Linked DNA regions of Homo sapiens: region 2 is linked to region 1. A link is an interaction called in ENCODE POLR2A ChIA-PET data of the cell type or tissue named here. Cell type or tissue: Panc1. All regions are shown on one strand. Each heading gives the region's core, and the rest is flanking DNA. Links, peaks and the distances in the headings are about the cores only.

Region 1 (10,601 bases), core at 937-8,936:
TGTCTATCTAGGATGCAATTCTGCTAGAGACTAACTGCCCACACAAATTCCCTTCAACTCCATGACTTATACAGAGTAATTTAAAAAGAAGCTTCTCCCCTATATAAATAATCAAAAATAAAAACAAATAACAAAACAACAACAAACTGAAAATCTAGCAATTGCCACTAATTACCTAAAAAGGCAAACTATCACTTTTCTTCCTGGTGGATAAGCCACTTTGCTCCCCCAGTAAAACTTTACATGCCATGATACAGAAGTATATTCATCATTCTTATTTTATCAGTTTTATCAGTATATATATTTTTCTATTACATGCACTTAGGTACAAGATATTTTCAGGATGCCATTAGCTATCTCCATGAGGAGGTTAAGATTACACATATAGGCCGGATGTGGTGGCTCACGCTTGTAATCCCAGCATGTTGGGAGGCCGAGGCAGGTGGATCACCTGAGGTCAGGAGTTCCAGACCAGCCTGGCCAACATGGTGAAACCCCGTCTCTACTAAAATACACAAATTAGCCAGGCATGGTGGTGCACGCCTGTAATGCCAGCTACTCAGGAGGCTGAGGCAGCAGAATCGCTTGGACACGGGAGGCAGAGGTTGCAGTGAGCCAAGATCGCACCACTGTACTCCAGCCTGTACAACGGAGCGATACTCTGTCTCAAAAAAAAGAAAAAAAAAAAAGATTACACATGTAGATATATCATCAACTTTTTTTTTTGATGTACCAACTTAAGCATAGAAATTTTAATTTCATCAGAGTAATATCAAGTTCAACAAGCCTATTCAACCAAAAATAATGACAATCTCAACTGTTTTATTTGGACTGTAAGAATGAGGTCTAGTAAAATTCTCAGATAACCAATTCTTTCAGGAATTCTCTCCAACTCTGTACTTACTTTTTTTTTTTTTTTAAAGACAGAGTCTCTCTCTGTTGCCCAGGTGTGATCTCAGCTCACTGCAACCTCTGCCTCCCAGGTTCAAGCGATTCTCCTGCCTCAGCCTCCTGAGTAGCTCGGATTACAGGCACCCGCCACCACGCCAGGCTAATTTTTGTATTTTGGGTACAGACAGGGTTTCACCATGTTGGCCAGGCTGGTCTCAAACTCCTGGCCTCAAGTGATCTGCCCACTTTGGCATCCCCAAGTGCTGGGATGACAGGCATGAGCTGCCACACCGGCTATGGCCAAGTCTTAAGATTAGGCCTGTGGAGTGCATGGAAGAGTGCAGGGACATGCACAGAACCAGAATGCTATTGACTGAACATTTGTTTCCCCCCTCCCCAAAATCCATGTTGAGGCCTTAACTACCAGTGGATGATATTTAACTGACATCTTTGAGAGGTAATTGGTTTAGAGGGGGTCATGAGGGTAGAGTCCCCATGATGGGATTAGGGTCCTTATAAGAAGAGGAAAAGAGCCTAGACCTCCTGCTCTCTCTGCCGCATGAGGACACAGTGAGAAGGCGGCTGTCTGCAGCCAGGAAGAGAGCCCTCCCCAGAATCGGACCACACTGGCACTCTGACCTCTGACTTCCAGCCTCCAGAATTATGAGAAATAGATGTCTGTTGATTAAACCAAGTCTGTGGTATTTTGTTTGCTGCCCAAGCTGACTAAGACATGGGAAGATTAAAGTTGTGGGCTAAAAGTGAAAATATCTGAAGCAAAAGAGAGAACAAACCCACACTTGAAAATGAGATGAGCCAGGCTTTCCACTGAACTCTTCACTTTTGCCAGATCACTTAAGCACCCCGACAACACTCTATGGTGGCTTCTACTAACCTTCCCCTTCTCCAGGTGGGGAAACTGTGGGGACCCTTCCCTCTGCTCTAAGGTATGCTCACCTGGAGTTTCCTTTTCTTCCTTGAGAGGCTTCCCGTCCAGTCACTGATCCGTCGCATCCTGGCTTTGAGGGAGTCCTTCTTCGCAGTATCCTCAACAAAGGCTTTGGGCTTCCGACAGGGGAGAGTGAAGGAACTGTACTGGATGGGGTCCCCGTGTGCCACTCTGGAGGGCACATCAATGTCGGAAGCAAAAGAGACACGGTTGCTCAGGCTGGCATGCGTGCCCATGTATTCATCAGAAAGGCGGATACCTGAGGGGGAGAGGCTCCCCAGGTTGGCATCTTTGTACAGTTCCCGGAGGGAGGAGAGGGAAGAGCTTTGGTTGAAAGGCTTTTTGGCATCGCCAGGTGGGAAGCTGGCATGGAGACTGGGGTCAGGCATGCCGGGGGCCAGGAAGGAGCCCTCAGCCTCGCTCAGCTCTCCAGCATTGCCCCAAGGGGAGTCGTACCAGGATGACTCAGAACTCAGGGAGCTGCCTTTGCTGGACCGCAGGCGAGAGTCCGTGGGAGAGGGGCGATGGCTGGGCAGGGAATCGGCGCTGGACCCCCTCCTGGCTTCAGGCACAGGGGAGGTTTCCGATGCTAAGGTAGGTGAGTACCTCAGCAGCTGCACCGGCTCACTGCAGTCCTCTGCAGGCACTTTGCTGGGGTTGCCACCATTGTGGAACTCGACCCTTAAACACCCATCCAGCTTCCCCAGCGTTTTGATGAGCACTCGGGGGCTCTTGCGGTCTTCGCCCGGTGGGGTGGAGGCAATGCTCTCATTCCTCCCGTAGCAGTTGAGAAGGTGTCCGTTGCAGTCTCTGGAGGTGATGTGGTTATCTGCCAGCTCGTGGCCAACAGAGTGGAAGCCATTCTCAGTTGAGAAAGCAGCACTGATGCCCTGGAAATCCTTCCCTGGGGCATTTGTCCTGTGCGTGGAGTAGGCAACACCTCTGGAGACCTTGCATGTGGGGCCACCGAGTCTCGATGCGTAAGGCTGGTTACTCTTAAAGTGAGAAAGGCAGCTTCGGGCCAGGGACCTGGACTTGTAACCTGCTCCGTTGCTTCCGTGACCCCATCCATGCAATGACTTTTCCTCTTTTGCATGAATGCCACGTATTTTCAGGGAGCAAGGAATTTGCTTAGCACCAGTAATAGTATTGCTATGATTTTTAGATCCTTGAAGGGTGTACTGACTGTCGGAGTTGCCCATTTTAACCTAAATTAAGAACAGTTGCATCAGTAAGACCGTGGCCTAAATTACATTCCATTATGACAGAACTTTCTAAAAAGAATGCCCTGCATATTACACAGCAACTTCAGTGCCTGGAAGGACTCAGAGGAGTAGGGACAAGAGTCAGTCAGTAGAACAGGCTCTCCTTATTTTGCAAGGCTGCTCATTAGCTAGACAGACAACACTGCACACCTGTCTGCTAATTATTTTAAAGACATTATTCATTATACAATATTAATTTAGAAGGCGAACAGGCATAAAAATCAGCTTATGAGAAAGATCTGCTTCAGGCTTGGTGTTGAGAGACTTTGAATGATTTTTTTTTGCTTTTTTTTTGAGACAGAGTCTCACTGTTATCATCCAGGCTGGAGTGCAGTGCCGCAGTCACAGCTCACTGCAGCCTCGACTTCCTAGGCTCAAGTGATCCTCCTGCCTTAGCTTCCCAAGTAGCTGGGACTATAGGCACGTGCTACCACTCTCAAGCTCGGGGTTTTTTTTTTTTTTTAAAGATATGGGGTCTCACTCTGTTGCTCCAGGCTGGTCTTGAACTCCTGGGCTCAAGAGATCCTCTTGCCTCGGCCTCCCAAAGTGCTAGCATCACAGGTGTGAGCCACCACACCTGACCAAACTAATGATTCTTGAAGAGAAAAATTAGGGAAAGTATCTTTATTCTGTCAGTCTAAATACACAGATCTCAGTGATCAGAGAGATACATTTTCATTATACATAAACTACTGGTAGAGCTAAAATCTCTCCACAGTATTTTGAGAGACTTTTGCTCAAAAACTATCACATTTTTATAACATGACACCAGGTACCAGGCTCTGTTGGGGCTCTAGGAATACCACAAAAGAAAAAGGCCTGGAAGTCCTCAAAAATGAGGCTGAGATGAAAAATGGGGGAAAAAATAAGAGCTCTCATTTGGGAAAGAAAAACATTTTAATAAAACTAATCTCTAGAGCTTTTGTAAAGACTTCAGGTATCTTCACTTTAGAATATGATGAGAGAAGTAAGTATGAAGCTGACTTAGAATATGGGCATCAGAAAAACTTAATATTAGACTCTTACTTCCTTGTAAAAACCCCAGTTTGCTCAAGGAGTCTATTAGTTAAGCCAAACTCAAAGTGAAAAGGGGGAGAAGGAGGGAGGGAGGAAGGGAGGAAAGAAGAAACCATCTCTTTTGATTCTGAAATAATTTTTTTGAGGTGGGATCTTGCTATGTTGCCCAGGCTGGTTTCAAACCCCTGGGCTCAAGGGATTCTCCTGCCTCAGCCTCCCAAGTAGCTGGAACTACAGGCACATGCCACCATGCCCAGCTAGTTTCTCACTCAAACCAGTATATCACTATTTTAGGTCAGTTGGAGGTGATGCTCTTCTGGTGAGATCTCCAGATATATTTAGTAGGCTTTTTATTTTTAATTCTTTTATATCTAAGAATGTGTAGCCACAAAACAGAAGTTAAATGGATTGACTTTTCTTTGGTGGTAATTATCAAATATTTTAAAACCAAAATCGCTAGCCCAAATAATTAAACCTTTACTTATTACCTTAATCACAGTCATGCAACTTGACGTGACCCCCAGGCACAAGGGTTGGGTTTACCTGACGTCTAGTTTCTGCTGTGAGGGAGGTTAGTGGTCAGTAGGCTTTACATGGTCTTGGGAGCAACACAGCACATTTAACAAGCACGCAAAGTGAGTCCATGAAGTGAGCCTGAAAAACAGAAACGCAAGAAAACTCTGTGAAGCGTTTTACTCCAAGCTCCCACAAAGTCAAAAGGAAGCCTTAACGCAAATTATATGAAGAAACAACTGGTGTCCAGGGTCACTGTCAAGGTAATAAATGAAACGTCTGTGAACCGTGTGATTCATCAGGGTCATTTGAAGCCAGAACTGCCCACCCAGTCTTGCAAAGGCCACCAACTCAACACCCAGTCTGCAGTCAAATGCATGCCTTTGTTTCAGGGGAGACCGCTCCAGTGAGTCATGCGTGGCTCATCTGTCACCATGACCAGGAAAACAACTCTCAGTCTCACAGGGCTGCAGGAGCGTCAGGCTGTGTGACGAGAGGTGGCCCTTGTTCTCTATTTGACCAAGCAGCAAAAACAAAGCCCAAAATATAACATCACAGTGAATAGTCCTTGGTTAAAATAATTTAGCTTGTAGAGGTTGACCTCATAAATGAGATTAAAAGCTTTCTCAAGCACATGTTAGCAGGGGCAAGAGGTCCCCCTCTGAGGGATAAGGCAGGGCTTCTGAAAGGGAGGAGGACTGGCTGAGATGGGGAGGCTCCCCTCTGGCCGTGCTCACTGCTGGACACGAAGCCACAGACACGGGAAGCAGAGGGGTGAGGCCTTAATAGTGACTTTTTGTTCCTTTAAAAAAAAAAAAAAAAGTTTATTTGTAATTGTGGTCAAACATGGATAACATAACATTTTCCATCTTACCATTTATTTATTTATTTATTTATTTGAGACAGAGTTTTGTTCTTCTTGCCCAGGCGGGAGTGCAGTGGCACAATCTCGGCTCACTGCAACCTCCGCCTCCTGGGTTCAAGCGATTCTCCTACCTCAGCCTCCTGAGTAACTGGGATTACAGGCACGCACCACCACGCCCAGCTAATTTTGTATTTTTAGTAGAGACAGGGTTTCTCCATGTTGGTCAGACTGTTCTCAAACTCCCGACCTCAGGTGATCTGCTCACCTCAGCCTCCCAAAGCGCGGGGATTACAGGCGTGAGCCACCGCGCCTGGCCCATCTTACCCATTTTTAAATGTACAGGGCAGCAGTAAGTACACTGTTGTACAACCGTCACCGACATCCATCTTCAGAACTCTTTCCATCTTGCAGAACAGAAACTCTGCACCCATTAAACAGCAATTCCCCGGTCCCACAGCCCCTGGCAACTGTCATTCTACTTTCTGCCTCTATGAATTTGAGGACTCTAGATACCGCATATAAGTGAAAGCATTTGTCTTTTTGCAACTGGCTTATTTCACTTAGTATAATGCCCTCAAGTTTCATCCACGTGGTAGCAGATGTCAGAATTTCCTTCCTTGTTAAGGCTGAATAGCATTCTATTACATGTGCATGCCACATTTTGTTTATTCATTCATCCCATGGAGAGACACTTGGGTTGCTTCCACCTCTTGGCTATTATGAATAATGCTGCTATGACCATGGGTGTTTAACTAGCTCTTCCAGACCCTGCTTTCAATTCTTTATGATATATACCCAGAAGTGGAAATGCAATAGCATTAGGTTATTCTATTTTTATTTTATTTTTAGAAAATAAACTATTTATTGTCATAAGCACACCACTTAGGTTATTCTATTTGTAATTCTTTTTTTTTTCTCTCTTTTTTTGGAGACAGAGTCTTGCTCTGTCGTCCAGGCTGGAGTGCAGTGGCACAATCTCGGCTCACTGCAACCTCCGCCTCCCAGGTCCAAGTGACTCCCCTGCCTCAGCCTCTCAAGTAGCTGTGATTATAGGCGCGCACCATTGCACCAGATAATTTTTCTGATTTTAGTAGAGACAGGGCTTCACCGTGTTGGCCAGGCTGGTCTCGAACTTCCGGCCTTAAGTGATCCACCCACCTCAGCCTCCCAAAGTGCTGGGATAACAGGCGTGAGCCACCGCGCCCAGCCCTATTTTTAATTCTTTACAGAACCGCCATACTGTTTTCCGCAACAGCTGCACCATTTTACATGCTCACCAACAGTGCAGCAGAGTTCCAATTCCTCCACATCCTCACCCATGCTTGTTATTTTCTGTTTTTCGACAGCAGTTATCCTAATGGACATAAGCAGTATCTCATTATGGGTTTCATTTGCATTTCTCTAATGATAAGTGATATTGAGCCATCTTTTTCATGTGCTTATTGGCTACTGTATATCTTCTTAGGAGGGTTCAATGGCACCTTTTATTTTTTTTGAGACAGAGTCTCACTCTGTTACCCAGGCTGGAGTGCAGCGGTACAATCTCGACTCACTGCAACCTGTGCCTCCCGGGTTCAAGTGATTCCCCTGCCTCAGCTTCCTGAGCATCTGGGATTACAAGTGCCCGCCACCACACCCAGCTAATTTTTGTATTTTTAGTAGAGACGGGGTTTCACCATGTTAGCCAGGCTGGTCTCGAACTCTCAGGTGATCCACCTGCCTCGGCCTCCCAAAGTGCTGGGATTACAAGCATGAGGCACCACACCCGGCCTCAGTGGTGACTGTTACAGTTAGTGGGAGGAGAAGCAAGACACTGGAGCTAGGTTCCTCTAACAAAGACAAAGACAAATCTCCTGCCTGAGTCTATCCACGCAGATACATTTTAAATTAAAAAAAAAAAAAAAAGTCAAATAGATTTTCCACTTGGCCATTGGCAGGAAATCCAATAGCTCAGCCTCTAATTAATGAGGACTGAGAAGGTGGCTGCTATACTGCCGGCACCCTACCTTTTAGTAGGCAGCTGTGTCACACGTCTAAAAAGGGGATAGCAACTGCTAGACTTGCCACTAGAACCTGGCCCCATCTCACACATGGGGCTGGACCACAAGAACCCCACCTTTTAAAAGTCCAAAACCAGCTGGGTGTGGTGGCTCATGCCTGTAATCCCAGCACTTTGGGAGGCCAAGGCAGGGCAGATCACCTGAGGTCGGGAGTTCGAGACCAGCCTGATCAACATGGAGAAACCCCGTCTCTACTAAAACTATAAAATTAGCCAGGCATGGTGGTGCATGCCTGTAATCCCAGCTACTCAGGAGGCTGAGGCAAGAGAATCACTTAAACGCCAGAGGCAGAGGTTGCGGTGAGCCGAGATTGTGCCGTTGCACTCCAGCCTGGGCAACAAGAGCGAAACTCAGTCTCAAAAGAGAAAAAAAAAGTTCAAAACCTGGCTGGGCATGGTGGCTCAAGCCTGTAATCCCAGCACTTTGGGAATCCGAGGCAGATGGAGCACTTAAGCCCAGGAGGTCAAGACCAGCCTGGCCAAAATGGTGAAACTCCATCTCTACTAAAACTACAAAAAAATTAGCTGAGTGTGAGGGCACACACCTGTAATCCCAGCTACTTGGGAGGCTGAGGTGGGAGAATTGCTTGAATCGGGAGGCAGAGGTTGCAGTGAGCTGAGATCAAGCCACTGGACTCCAGCCTGGGTGACAGACGCAGCAAGACTGTCAACTCTGTCTCAAAAATGATGATGATAATAATAAATAAACAAATAAATAAAGTTCAAAGCCTGAGCTGTTGAACCTTAGCTACCCTTTCATTTTTTAACTGAGGGAACTACAAATGGCCAGAGAAGCTCCTGGCTGCTGCCACTCAGACTGTCACAGTGAGTGGATCAGAGTGAGCCTTCATTTGTTTCCTTTTGTAAAGACCAAGGTCCAGCGAAGACACTGGAGGCGAAAGGCTCCCGGCCGCTCACTCCTCAACCACCTCTCTTTGTCAGCCCTCCCGAGCTGCAGCACACACAGCACAGGCCCTGAGCTCGCCAAAACCAGCGGACAAAACTGCGATTGAGTGGCCGACTGTGTCAGCCACTCACAGACACACAAAGAGGCCAGAATTCAAAGCCGCAGAATCACTCCCAGGTGGAAGTTTCTGCCCCAGCGGCAGGTTAGAACCTAAGCTCATCTTACTACTTTTGCAATTAAATAGCTTAATTTTTTTATTTCATGGGATATTTCTAAAAACACAGGAGACCCCCATCCTCTACTGGATGCTGTGCACTCAAGGCCTAGCACCTGGAGGCTCATATAAGCACTCAATAGACACCTGTGGGACCAAATGACAGCAATTCATGTGCTACACAGTTGATGCGGACCCCAGACCAAGGGCGGGAATCCTCCTTACTGGGTATGACAGAAAGACTGGTATATCAACTCACGAGGATACATTTCCATAATTAAGATAGAGAAAAGCAAACAGGGAGTGACAGAAATATAGAACAAAGTGCATTTTCACATATGCATAATGCTGACCAAATGTGCAATGTTGGGTCAATCCTGGCAGGGAAGAAAAAAAAAAACAGCCTTAAACAGTAGGAGGAAGAATTTATCCAATATTTATGAGAAATTTATTGACAGGAAGGATACTCCCTGAGGGAAGCTAAGTAATTATTGTCCCTGAGGAATTTGACAAATTGAACAGATATTTTTCTGTCATGCTTCAGCTATGATTTTTGTCTGGAAGCAAGGGAATATTTAAGGCAAATGTTCAGTAACCTCTGGCCCCCTGACTCCTTTACTAAAGGAATTTTATGATATTCAAGTTTAAAAACTATTTTAGTTAATAGAAAGGGGGCTGAAAAAAATTTAAAAAACAACAGATTTCATTCATGTAAACTCTTCAAAAAAAAAAAAAAGTACTTTAAAAGGGCCTGGTGTTTACAAATAGCAAAAGTATGTATACGTACAGTCACCCGCAGCAACCCCTGTGAAGGTTTTCTAACCTGCAGGAAGAGATATGAAGTATAATAACGTGTGGCGAGGCCCAGGGCTGGTAGAGACGTAATTTAAGTGAAGTCACTCTGGAATAATGTGGCACCAAGAATGTGTATAGTTAGCAAACATTTTATGCTGTGTACAAACTTTTTTATAATTATTTTTTATTTACGGGACAATTATAATAAATATTGGAATTTTAAAAAACTTATCACAATGACATGGACCTAGAACAAAAAAAAAAAATCCTACCATCCATTCTCCATTCCCTCCCAATCCCCAAAATCCTACCTTCCATTCTCCATTCCTTCCCAATCCCCAAAATCCTGCCTTCCATTCTCCATTCCCTCCTAATCCCCAAAATCCTACCTTCCATTCTGCATTCCCTCCCAATCCCCAAAATCCTACCTTCCATTCTCCATTCCCTCCCAATCCCCAAAATCCTACCTTCCATTCTGCATTCCCTCCCAGTCCCCATTCACATGAGTATGCTCTGTAGCTTTTTAAGCTAAAATTACCAAGAGTGGAAGTTTTTCTTTCTTAAAAGTGTGATCAGTAACCACTCCAGAAGCGTGCAGCAATGTGGAGGAATGTCCTAAGTATGCCATCACAATCCCAACAGCCACTGTCATCTACTGAGTCCCGGGGAAAAACAGCTTTCAGGAGGAAATTCGAGATTTACCTTTTCTTCATTTGCCTTTAGCCTGGGCTTGATTGGATGAGTCAGATTCCCAAATTCTCTAGTTCCATGTAGTGTGGCATTTACAGCAAAGAAAACTAGAATCGTCTGCCTCTGCTTTGTCTCTGGACTGAGGCCCTGAGCTGGCTGCCCAGATGGAGCAACTGAAGGGGAATAGGAGGAAACCCTCCGGGTGGGCAGATGGTGCTGAGCAGAGGCCTGCGAGGAGGGCGGGGGCTGGATCGGGGACAGCAAACAGAACGGAGCCACTGCAAAAAAGGAGATCTACAGCTGGCCAAGACCGTGAGAGGAAGCGCAAGTGCTACTACCAGGAGATACCAACAGGCTTCACGTCGCTCCAGAGAGATTCTTATACTAAACTAGGACCCTCATCCTAGTCCCAGGCAAATACTTCAGATAGTGACAA
Region 2 (10,601 bases), core at 1,301-9,300, 120 kb after region 1:
AGGCATGGTGGCGGGAGCCTGTAGTCCCAGCTACTCGGGAGGCTGATGCAGGAGAATCGCTTGAACCCGGAAGGTAGAGGGTGCAGTGAGCCAAGATCACGCCACTGCACTCCAGCCTGGGCTACAGAGTGAGACTCCGTCTCAAAAAAATAAAATAAAATAAATTTTAAAAAATAAAATAGCATCAGAAATTGCCCTGTGATTAATTCTGTAAGATACCCTATATCTTACAGAATTAGGAATTAATGGGGTTTGGTAAGTTGGTTGGTTGATTTTTGTTTTTAAACCTCACTCCACCCAACACAAAAGTAGCAAATGTGCTTTCTGTAAGACTACATTGAGTCAAAAGCTCAAAAGTGAGAAAAATCAAAATACTGTTAAGGATTATCATTCCCTTCCTGCTCTGTGGACTTACTTTTGCTCAGTGAACTCTCATAGTAAAGAACAGGATAAGAAATGTGGGCCGTACAGTACAAAATGAAATATGACAACGCAAGGGGTGGAGAAAAACAAGGTTTGAACATAAACTGTTTGTAATAAACTGGCCATAAGGAAAGATGAACTCTTTGAAATTGTAGGCTCTATTCAAACACTGTATGTTATTTATTAACTACTCCTTTTTTTCTTTCTATAAAGAAATTCAGTACAGCATCAGCTTTGATATATTTACAATACTTCTCTTGGAGGAAATCCAGAGTCTACATTTGGTCTTAAAAGAAGTTTCTTCCTACATGGAAGCTATCTCAAAAAGCCAAAACACACACTCAGAAAAGCTGAGCCTCTCGTTAACATTTTCCAAGCATACAGTAGCTACGCACCATCTGGCACCCACCAAAACCCCTCCAAAAGTATCAAAAGACTGCCAACGCCTCTCTGCATTTACAAGAATAATTCCTGAAAAAGTGTCTGTTTGCAGAAGAATTTCACTTCCAGTGATATGCTGATCAAAAGTTTACTGTCTCCCCATAAGAGAGTTGACTGGTTTTAGTGACTTGGCCAAATATCAAAATAGCTGTAATTAAATGGAATTGTGAGAGCCAGATGAGGTATAAAAACTGAGGGTGATCCCAAAGGAACTAAAATTATGCTTAGCACATGTTTAAATTATATACCAGTCACAGGGCAAACCATTGTCAGACACTCTGAGGAGAAAAATAGATCAATATGACCGAAGGAAGTGTGCATTGAGACAAGCTGTTTCATTGTTCAGAACTAAGACTGACTGAAGTGATCGTCTAAGTTTTTCAAAATAAATATCTCACACTCAGTTATTTTGCTATGATATGAAAATTGAGAAGCCACAGGATCTCAATACTGTTCATTAGGATTATAAATGGAAACAAACTCATGGAAGGCAGCAGCTATGTAGGTCAGGTCCAAGGGAGAAATTTTCTAATTCAAAAGATAAGCACAGATTAAATGATCGCCTGTCCAAAAGGTCTCCTAACCAGTGTCAATTCCATAACTACCCCTCCACTCCTGAAAGTGAGGAGTTGTAAAGACCCCTAGAGTCTTACAAATTGCATAACCGCCTGAAATATCCTAAGAATCCCTTTGGTTTGGCTTGGTTTTGGTTTTGGTTTTGGTCATTCCATGTTACAGAGGACTCACTCAACATTACCAAGGACTGAAAAGAACAGCTCCTAAATTTAATTTTTTTTTTTTTTGAGACAGAGTTTCACTCTTGTCACCAAGGCTGGAGTGCAATGGCTCGATCTCAGCTCACCACAACCTCCGCCTCCCGGGTTCAAGCGATTCTCCTGCCTCAGCCTCCCGAGTAGCTAGGATTACAGGCGCATGACACCACATTTGGCTAATTTTTGTATTTTTAGTAGAGACAGGTTTCACCATCAGGCCCAGCACTTTGGGAGGCCGAGGCGGGCGGATCACCTGAGGTCAGGAGGTCGAGACCGGCCTGGCCAACATGAGCCACCGCGCCTGGCCTAAATTTAATTTTTGTAAGCTGGGCGCAGTGGCTCATGCCTGTAATCCCAGCACTTTGGGAGGCCGAGGCGGGCGGATCACCTGAGGTTGGGAGGTACCAGCCTGACCAACATGGAGAAACCCCGTCTCTACTAAAAATAGAAAATTAGCCGGGCATGGTGGCGCATGCCTGTAATCCCAGCTACTCGGGAGGCTGAGGCAGGAGAATGGGTTGAACCCAGGAGGCACAGGCTGCAGTGAGCCGAGATCGTGCCATTGCACTCCAGCCTGGGCAACAAGAGCGAAACTCCATCTCAAAAAAATAAATAAATGAAAATTAAAATGGGTTAAATTATTTCAATTCAATTACACATACCAGCTGCACACAAAGATCACAGCCACATCAGTGTTACCCAAACCCTTTACCCCATTTCTTTTCTTACTAGAATTTCCCCAGTTCTACTAGAAATGAGCTGTGGATCTTTTATGAGCTGTTGCTACCATGAAAATCTCAAGCTAATTTATTGCCTACCTATTTATATATCCTAAACATAGCTTCTTATATCAAAAGGCACAACCTCAAAGTCATAAGTCTTCCGCTTAGATTCTTTCCACTCTCTAACAGTCTACAGTTTCAAGAGTATACAGAATCTGGCCAGCCGTGGTGGCTCACGCCTGTAGTGCTAGGACTTCGGGAGGCTGAGGCACACAAATCACTTGAGGCCAGGAATTCAAGACCAAAACCCCATCTCTACTAAAAATACAAAAATTAGCCAGGTGTGGTGGCGGGCGCCTGTAGTCCCAGCTACTCAGGAGACCGAGACACGAGAATGACTTGAACCCAGGAGGTGGAGGTTGCAGTGAGCCGAGATTGCACCACTGCATTCCAGCCTGGGTGACAGAGTGAGACTCAGCCTGGAAAAAGAGAAAAAAAAAAGAGTATACAGAATCAGAGAAAGCTATGGGTGCGAGGGACCTTAGAAATCCTCTCTTCCACTGGATTCACAACTGTATTAGGTCCTTCAGAGGGGCCCAAGGGGCCTTCTGTCCCTTACAACTGCGTAATTAATATAATTTCCATTTCATCCCTTTTGTATATTATATATTTGGGTCTTGGTTTCACGTAAGTCGTAGTTTGGAACAAAGGATTCCTCTGATTTTCAAGAAAATCACTAATACTGCCTGGACCAAGAGGTATATACAAACCCAGACCCTGAGAAGCTGAATGACGTCTACGGATCCACATCTCCACTCAGTATAGACCAACACTGAGCCTCCAGAACACAGTCTCTCCAAATGCGGCCCCAGATCAGCCACAGTGGCAGCATCACCTAGAAACATCATAGAGATGCAAATTATCAGGCCGAACTCAGATCTTCTGAGTCAGGGCCAGGCATGGTGGCTCACACCTGTAATCCTAGAACTTTGGGAGGCCAAGCCAGGCAGACCACCTGAGTTCAGGAGTTCAAGACCAGACTGGGCAACATGGTGAAGCTCTATCTCTACTAAAAATACAAAACCTAGCCAGGCATGGTGGCTCACGGCTGTAGTCTCAGCTACTCAGAAGGCTGAGGTGCAAGAATCGCCCGAACCCTGGAGGTGGAGGCTGCAGTGAGCCAAGATTGTACCACTACACTCCAGCCTCGGTGACAGAGCGAGACCCTGCCTCAAAAAAAAAAAAAAAAAAAAAAAAAAAAGATCTTCTGAGTCAGAAACAGAGGACAGGACCCAGAGATTTATGCGTTAGCAAGCCCTCCAGGTGATTCTGATGCCCTGAAGTTTGAGAACCTCTGTTCTGGAACAATACCTAATGTGCTTTCCATTATGCTCTTCCTCTCCTATTTCAATCCTACAACTCCAAGGCAGTACATGCTAAGCAACTGCCCCAAAACACTGAACCTAACTACAGATTCACCCACTGAAAACACAAACACATCACAGTAAGGTTTCCAAACACTGCTACAGTACAGTCAGCGCATTTTTCTTTTCTCACAATACAAACATCCACATCCAAAAGGGTCAAATAAAAGTTTGAGTTTCAAGGAATAATTCAAGAGAGTGGAATATACGTACATTCCAGACACTGAGCCTCAGAAGAACTGAGTGATGCTGAGAAATTTACTTCCAGCTTCTCTGGGCACACTGCCTGCGGGGTAGCCCTGCTCTGCAAGGAGCAGGTTAAAAAAAAAAAAATTATTTCCAGAAAAGGAAGGTCCCTTAGACTATCAGTGACCACCAGTGAGTACCAAAGAGACAAAACTTGGCAATATTACTAAATGGAGACAGCTCCTTCCAGGAAAACCTGGTTCAGAGACCTGGAAATGAGTAGGAAAGTGACTGTGTTTCACCCCTAGCCTGAGGCAATTGATTTCTCTGTGCCTTATATTTCTTGAGGTTTGAGGTATATGTTCGTCATGTGCACAGGTGATTTTGCTGACTTTCTGCGTAATATATACATAAGAGGCACTATCCGGACTAACCACTAACTGTAAGCCACATCTCAGTGTCATGCTATTTTAGCAAATTTTAAGAATGCCAAATGAGAAATTACAACAAACACAGTTTTCAAGTGTGTCATATTATCATCTATCACACACAGAAATATAAATGTACTTTTATATCTTGAAATTATTCAAGAATTTTCAATGCACTCTATAAATGTTTAGAGATTTTCCTTTAGACAATGGAAAAAGCCATATGATGTATTATTTAAGGTCGACAATTACATATGTACGTGTCCACATATTTCGGAACAACCCACTTGTTGGTTTGCCGAAAATTCCAACTGTTGGCTGCCAACTCTGTACACTCCACGCCTTAGTGAATTTTCTAATGTGATTTATCAAGCTATCAAAATTTAGCTTCAGTGACAGACAGCTTTTCAGAAAATGCCACGCTGCAGTGACATTCTCTTCTCGACACACACCAAGACTCCTGCAATGGCAACCATCCGACGGGCTCAATTTCCTCACACGTTTAGACTAATGGCCAGGGTGAAACTGATGACAGTCTGACTTAGTGACATCCCCAGATTTTTTAAGACAGGTCATTTTAAAATTCCAATTACATGGTAAACTGAAATAGAACTAAGCAAAGTCCTGCCTGTTGGTATCCCTCAGGAAATGGCCTTTATTGAAGAGACAGAAATGCTTTCTCACTAATATTCATTACAAAATGATGTTTTTAAGTAACCTGACATTTTACCTAATCGTTTTCACTGTCAGTATGCTTATAACTAATATATTCAACAAACCTCTTCTTTAGAAACCAGATGTTTTCCTTAAAAATTTCCTTAAGAATGGCGTGAACCCGGGAGGCGGAGCTTGCAGTGAGCCGAGATTGTGCCACTGTACTCCAGCCTGGGCGACAGAGCGAGACTCCCTCTCAAAAAAAAAAAAAGAAAGAAAGAAAGAAAAAGAAAAATGGTTCCTGTCAAACCATGGATCACCCTGAAATAAGAAAACCTGTGCTGCATTTATATGTGACTGGCCTACAAATCTCTTGCCCATCTCTGGCAAGTTAACTAACATGGTTAGATCCTCACAATCCTATGCAAGCCTATGCAAAGGGGCATCATGCAGGGAAAAGAGACGGGAAGAGAGACCTTGACTCCACTCCCCCACACCCTCCACACACTGAATGCCCTACAAGCGCAAGTCTTACTTTATTTAGGGCAGTTTCTCAAAGTACGATCAAAAAGCCAGTAGCAGACCAGCCGCAGTGGCTTACACCTGTAATCCTAGTAGACCAGCCTGAGCAACATGGCAAGACCCTTTCTCCACAAAAAATACAAAAATTGGCCGGGCACAGTGGCTCATGCCTGTAATCCCAACACTTTGGGAGGCCAAGGCAAGTGGATCACTTGAGGTCAAGAGTTTGAGGCCAGCCTGGCCAACATGGTGAAACCTCATCTCTACTAAAAATACAAAAAAATTAGCTGGGTGTGGTGGTGGGCACTTGTAATCCCAGCTACTCAGGAGGCTGAGGCAGGAGAATCGCTTGAACCCGGGAGGTGGAGGTTGTGGTGAGCCGAGATCACGCCACTGCACTCCAGCCTGGGCAACAGAGTAACACTGTGTCTTTTTTTTTTCTTTTTTTTTTTTTTTGGTGGGGGGAGGTGGGGGAGACAGTCTCTAAAAATGTCGCCCAGGCTGATGTGCAATGGCACAATCTCAGCTCACTGCAACCTCCGCCTCCAGGGTTCAAGAGATTCTCCCACCTCAGCCTCCTGTGTATTTGGGATTACAGGCATGCGCCACCACACCCGGTAATTTTTGTATTTTGAGTAGAGACAGGGTTTCACCATGTTGGCTAGGCTGGTCTCGAACTCCTGACCTTGTGATCCACCCACCTCAGCCTCCCAAAGTGCTAGGATTACAGGCATGAGCCACCATGCCCGATCGAGACTCCGATTTGAAAAAAAAAAGTGCCTTGAGCCCTGGGTGTTACTGCAGCTCTGCCACAGGACTTATGTCCTCTGCTGCCCTGATTATAAACATCTTCTTTACTTGTTTGTCCCTACCACTAGAGTGTGGGCAGCATTAGAGTGTATCTGGTTCCCCACTGACCTCAACGTCAGGGACTTGGTAGGCACTCGGTCACTGATCACCAGCTCTGCCGTGGGTCGGCCTCCCATCTGTAAAACTAATCAGGCAGCACTGCCTCCAGGACCCCGGGGGGCTACACGTGGGAGCCTCCCTGCCCTCTACTCCTCGAGGCTCGAGGACCCAGAGGCAGGCGGCTCGATCCAAGAACTAGTCAGTCAGTGGCTCCTCCTTACCCACCCTTTTCTCCAGTGACTTTTTCAAATGATTCAAATTCCTTGAAAGTAAAGAATCTGGCCAGGTGCAGTGGCTCACGCCTGTGATGCCAGCACTTTGGGATGCCGAGGCAGGCAGATCACCTGAGGTCGGGAGTTCAAGACCAGCCTGACCAACATGGTGAAACCCCATTTCTACTAAAAATAGAAAAATTAGCTGGGCGTGGTGGCAGGCGCCTGCAATCCCTCAGGAGGCTGAGGCAGGAGAATCACTTGAACTCGGGAGGCAGAGGTTGCAGTGAGCCGAGATTACACCATTGCACTCCAGCCTAGGCAACAAGAGCAAAACTCCATCTCAAAAAAAAAAAAAAAAGTAAAGAATTCTCACAGTGCCAGGTGAGGTGGCTCACCCCTGTAATCCCAGCACTTTGAGAGGCCAAGGTGGGTGGATCACTTGAGGTCAGAAGTTCAAGACCAGCCTGGCCAACATGGTGAAACCCCGTCTCTAGTAAAAATACAAAAATTAGCCAGGCATGGTGGTGCACACCTGTAGTCCTAGCTACTCAGGAGGCTGAGGCAAGAGGATTGCTTTAACCTAGGAGGTGGAGGTTGCAGTGAGCCGAGATCGTGCCACTGTACTCCAGCCTGGGCAATAGAGCTAGACTCCATCTCAAAAATAAAAAATAAAAAACAAAAACAAAAACAAAAAACTCTCTCAGGGTCTCTCCAAGATTCCTGGCCCTCTGGCATAGCCTGTACTCAGGATGCCTGGCCTGCTTCCAGACGGAATTCCTCATTTTTATTGTGGAAAGACAGGCAGGCCTCCAGGGTGGAGGTGAAAGGGGAAATGAGGGACAAGCTGCTGATGAGCTACTCCTCCCTCCTCAGGCTGCCAGGCTAATTGGAGAGAGCCTTGCCTTGGGCAACCTGACCTCCATTACCATCCTCCAAGCCTTCTACTCTGGTGCAACTGACCATCCACTGGCTCATCATGGGTTACTCCATGACTGCCTTCTGCCTCTTCACATGGGGCAAATGGCTTAAGGTAAGTGAAGGCCTGCCTGGGAAGCTGAGAGGGACTCACTGCAAACTCTGGCAGTGAGGGATGCTCCAGACTGTGTGCCCACCTCAGCGACCTCTCCCCACTCTATAAATCCATCTTGGGCACATCTTCTTTTGGAGCCTACTATATTTACAAAGCAATGGTACCAAAGAAAGAGGAGTTAAAGGTGATGCAATAGTCTATTCGCCTGGTAAGTAAATGTCCTACAGCTAAGCTCAAAATACCAGGTTACATAACAGAGTAACAGACTTGGAAAAAAAGATGGTATTAAGAGGCCGGGCGCAGTGGCTCATGCCTATAATCCCAGCACTTTGGGAGACCGAGGCGGGCAGATCACAAGGTCAGGAGATTGAGGCCATCCTCGCTAACACGGTGAAACCCCGTCTCTACTAAAAGTACAAAAAATGAGCTGGGCGTAGTGGCGGGCGCCTGTAACAAGTCCCAGCTACTCGGGAGGCTGAGGCAGGAGAATCGCGTGAACCCAGGAGGTGGGGGTTGCAGTGAGCCAAGATCATGTCACTGCACTCCAGCCTGGGTGACAGAGCAAGACTCCATCTAAAACAAACAAAAACAGAAAGATGGTATTGGAAATTTGGGGTGAACTCCAAGGATTAGCCTGGCTACTACATACAGAGTATGGGCCTTGACTACTCTGACTTACTGAGGCACACTAGGAAGACTCTGGAAAGACTACAGACCAGGAGCTAGAAGTGACTCTGACCAGCCTTCCAATCAAACATCTTGTCTTGCAGGTAGCCTACAGCAGGACTGGTGCAGAAATTACTCATCACAGCTAGGCACGGTGGCTCATGCCTGTAATCCCAGTACTTTCGGAGGCCGAGGCAGGCAGATCACCTGAGGTCAGGAGTTCAGGACAGCCTGGCCAACAGGGCAAAACCCCATCTCTACTAAAAATACAAAAAGCAAAGGCACTGATAAAAGTCACATAAGTGCAAAACATCTCACACAACAGACTCAACAGAATGCACTTTTCTGGGGGGAGTTGGGAGAGATGGAGTCTCGCTCCGTCAATCTTGGCTCACTGCAACCTCCATCTCCCAGGTTCAGGTGATTCTCCCTGCCTCAGCCTCCTGAGTAGCTGGGAGTACAGGCAGCTGCCACTACACCCAGCTAATTTTTGTATTTTTAGTATAGACAGGGTTTCACCATGTTGGCCTCCTCCCTGCCCCACCGTGGCAGCTGCGGTGGTAGCAGCACATACACAATCACAGTAAATTGGCAGAGGAAACACACAACCGATTCCTGGCTAGAGGGGGAGAGATAAGGCAGTGTGCATGGGGGAGCCGAGAGGGGAGATGTGGGCCCCTCTGCTCCTCCCACAAGAGTGTCCCCTTTGGCCCCGGTGGAGACTTGGCCCACAGCTGAGGCACAGCTGGGAGCGTCGAGTCTTCCACCTCTCTGACTTTTCTGTTCTCTGGGGCCAGGGAGGCTGTGAAAATGGGGACAAGTAATTTCTTTTCTTTTTTGAGACAGAGTCTCACTCTGTTGCCTAGGCTGAAGTGCAGTGGTGTGATCTCGGCTCACTGCAACCTCTGCCTCCCGGGTTCAAGTAATTCTTGTGCCTCAGCCTCTTGGGTAGCTTGGATTACAGGCGTGCACCACTACACCTGGCTCCCTCAAATGTTTAGGTGACCTGCCAAATGGGTAAAAGGTATATTCCACAACAGAATCTAGAGCTGTTAATATCCAATACAATAACCTTGCCACAATTCCACGCTTCGGAAAAAAACGGATCAACCTTTATGTATTTTAACTTTCAGCACTTTGTTATTGATAAAGTCCATTTAGAGAGTCAAATATTTGGCAAAGGGTCTCTCAATCTCATAATCATATTATAATACTTTTAAAAACAATTTCAATGAACACTTCACACATTCTGTCAACCACCATTTAAGAGTGTTCACTAAAGCACCAGGCTGGATATAAAAGTGGTACAAAAATAAAACAAGCATGGCTGGGCTCAGTGGCTCACACCTATAATCCCAACACTTTGGGAGGCCAAGGAGGGCAGATCACCTGAGGTCAAGAGTTCGAGACTAGCCTGGTCAACATGGTGAAACCCTGTCTCTACTAAAAAAAAAACACACACACACAAAACTTAGCTGGATGTGGTGGTGGGTGCCTGTAATCCCAACTACTTGGGAAGCTAAGCCAGGAGAACTGCTCGAACCCTGGAGGCAGAGTTCGCAGTGAGCTGAGATCATACCACTGCACTCCAGCCTGAGCAACAGAACGAAACTCCGTGTCAAAAATAAATAAATAAATAAATAAAACAAGCAAAGCACTCCCTGTGTGATGGAGAAGTCATCAAGAATTAAATATTATATGATGAATGCAACAATTGATATAGACACAAGTACCTAAGAAGCAACTCAGATGGAAGGCTTTTCTGGGTCTCCGTGGATGACTGGGGGTTAACCAGACAGGGAATAATGCAAGGAAAAAAATGACAGAAAGAAATAGAAAACACTTAGTGAACTTTCTCATTTCGTCAGGCCAGGTTCTAAGCATATTATGCTAATTTTATTTTATTTTGAGACGAGGTCTTGCTCTGTCACCCAGGCTGGAGTACAGTGGCGTGATCATGGCTCACTGTTGCCTCGACCTCCTGGGTTCAAACAATCCTCCCATCTCAGCCTCCTTAGTAGCTGGGACTACAGGCATATGCCACTATGCCCAGCTAATTTTTGTATTTTTTTTACAGAGACAGGGTCTTACTATGTTGCCTAGGCTGGTCTCAAATACTTGGCCTCAAGTGATCATCCCGCCTCAGCCGACCAAAGTGCTGGGATTATGGGCGTGAGCCACTACACCCAGCTGTATTATGTTAATTCA

The links. Peaks named below come from ENCODE experiments on the same cell type or tissue, not always from the same donor. Only the 100,000 strongest peaks of a DNase experiment are listed, where the experiment ranks them.
Region 2: POLR2A ChIA-PET joins it to region 1 with 6 read pairs; 6 of 35 experiments call an interaction of 5 or more read pairs at or near these places.

What each region holds. Positions count from the first base shown.
Region 1 is chr6:155,121,665-155,132,265 of GRCh38, reverse strand. TIAM2 (TIAM Rac1 associated GEF 2) reads right to left here. Exons shown (of 27, transcript NM_012454.4): 3 at 4,666-4,776; 4 at 1,849-3,048. The coding sequence starts at 3,042. Among named protein-coding and RNA genes, the nearest start is that of TIAM2, 130 kb to the right of the region's middle. RefSeq lists enhancers at 1,940-2,555, 4,333-5,079, 4,087-5,286. In Panc1, for the core only: no CTCF peak of the experiment used is centred there; a DNase peak (open chromatin) is centred at 5,065; H3K4me3 peaks cover 281 bases; H3K27ac peaks cover 1,133 bases.
Region 2 is chr6:155,002,111-155,012,711 of GRCh38, reverse strand. The region is part of intron 1 of TIAM2 (TIAM Rac1 associated GEF 2); the gene reads right to left. It also overlaps the pseudogene LOC100421330. Among named protein-coding and RNA genes, the nearest start is that of TIAM2, 12 kb to the right of the region's middle. In Panc1, for the core only: no CTCF peak of the experiment used is centred there; no DNase peak of the experiment used is centred there; H3K4me3 peaks cover 354 bases; H3K27ac peaks cover 740 bases.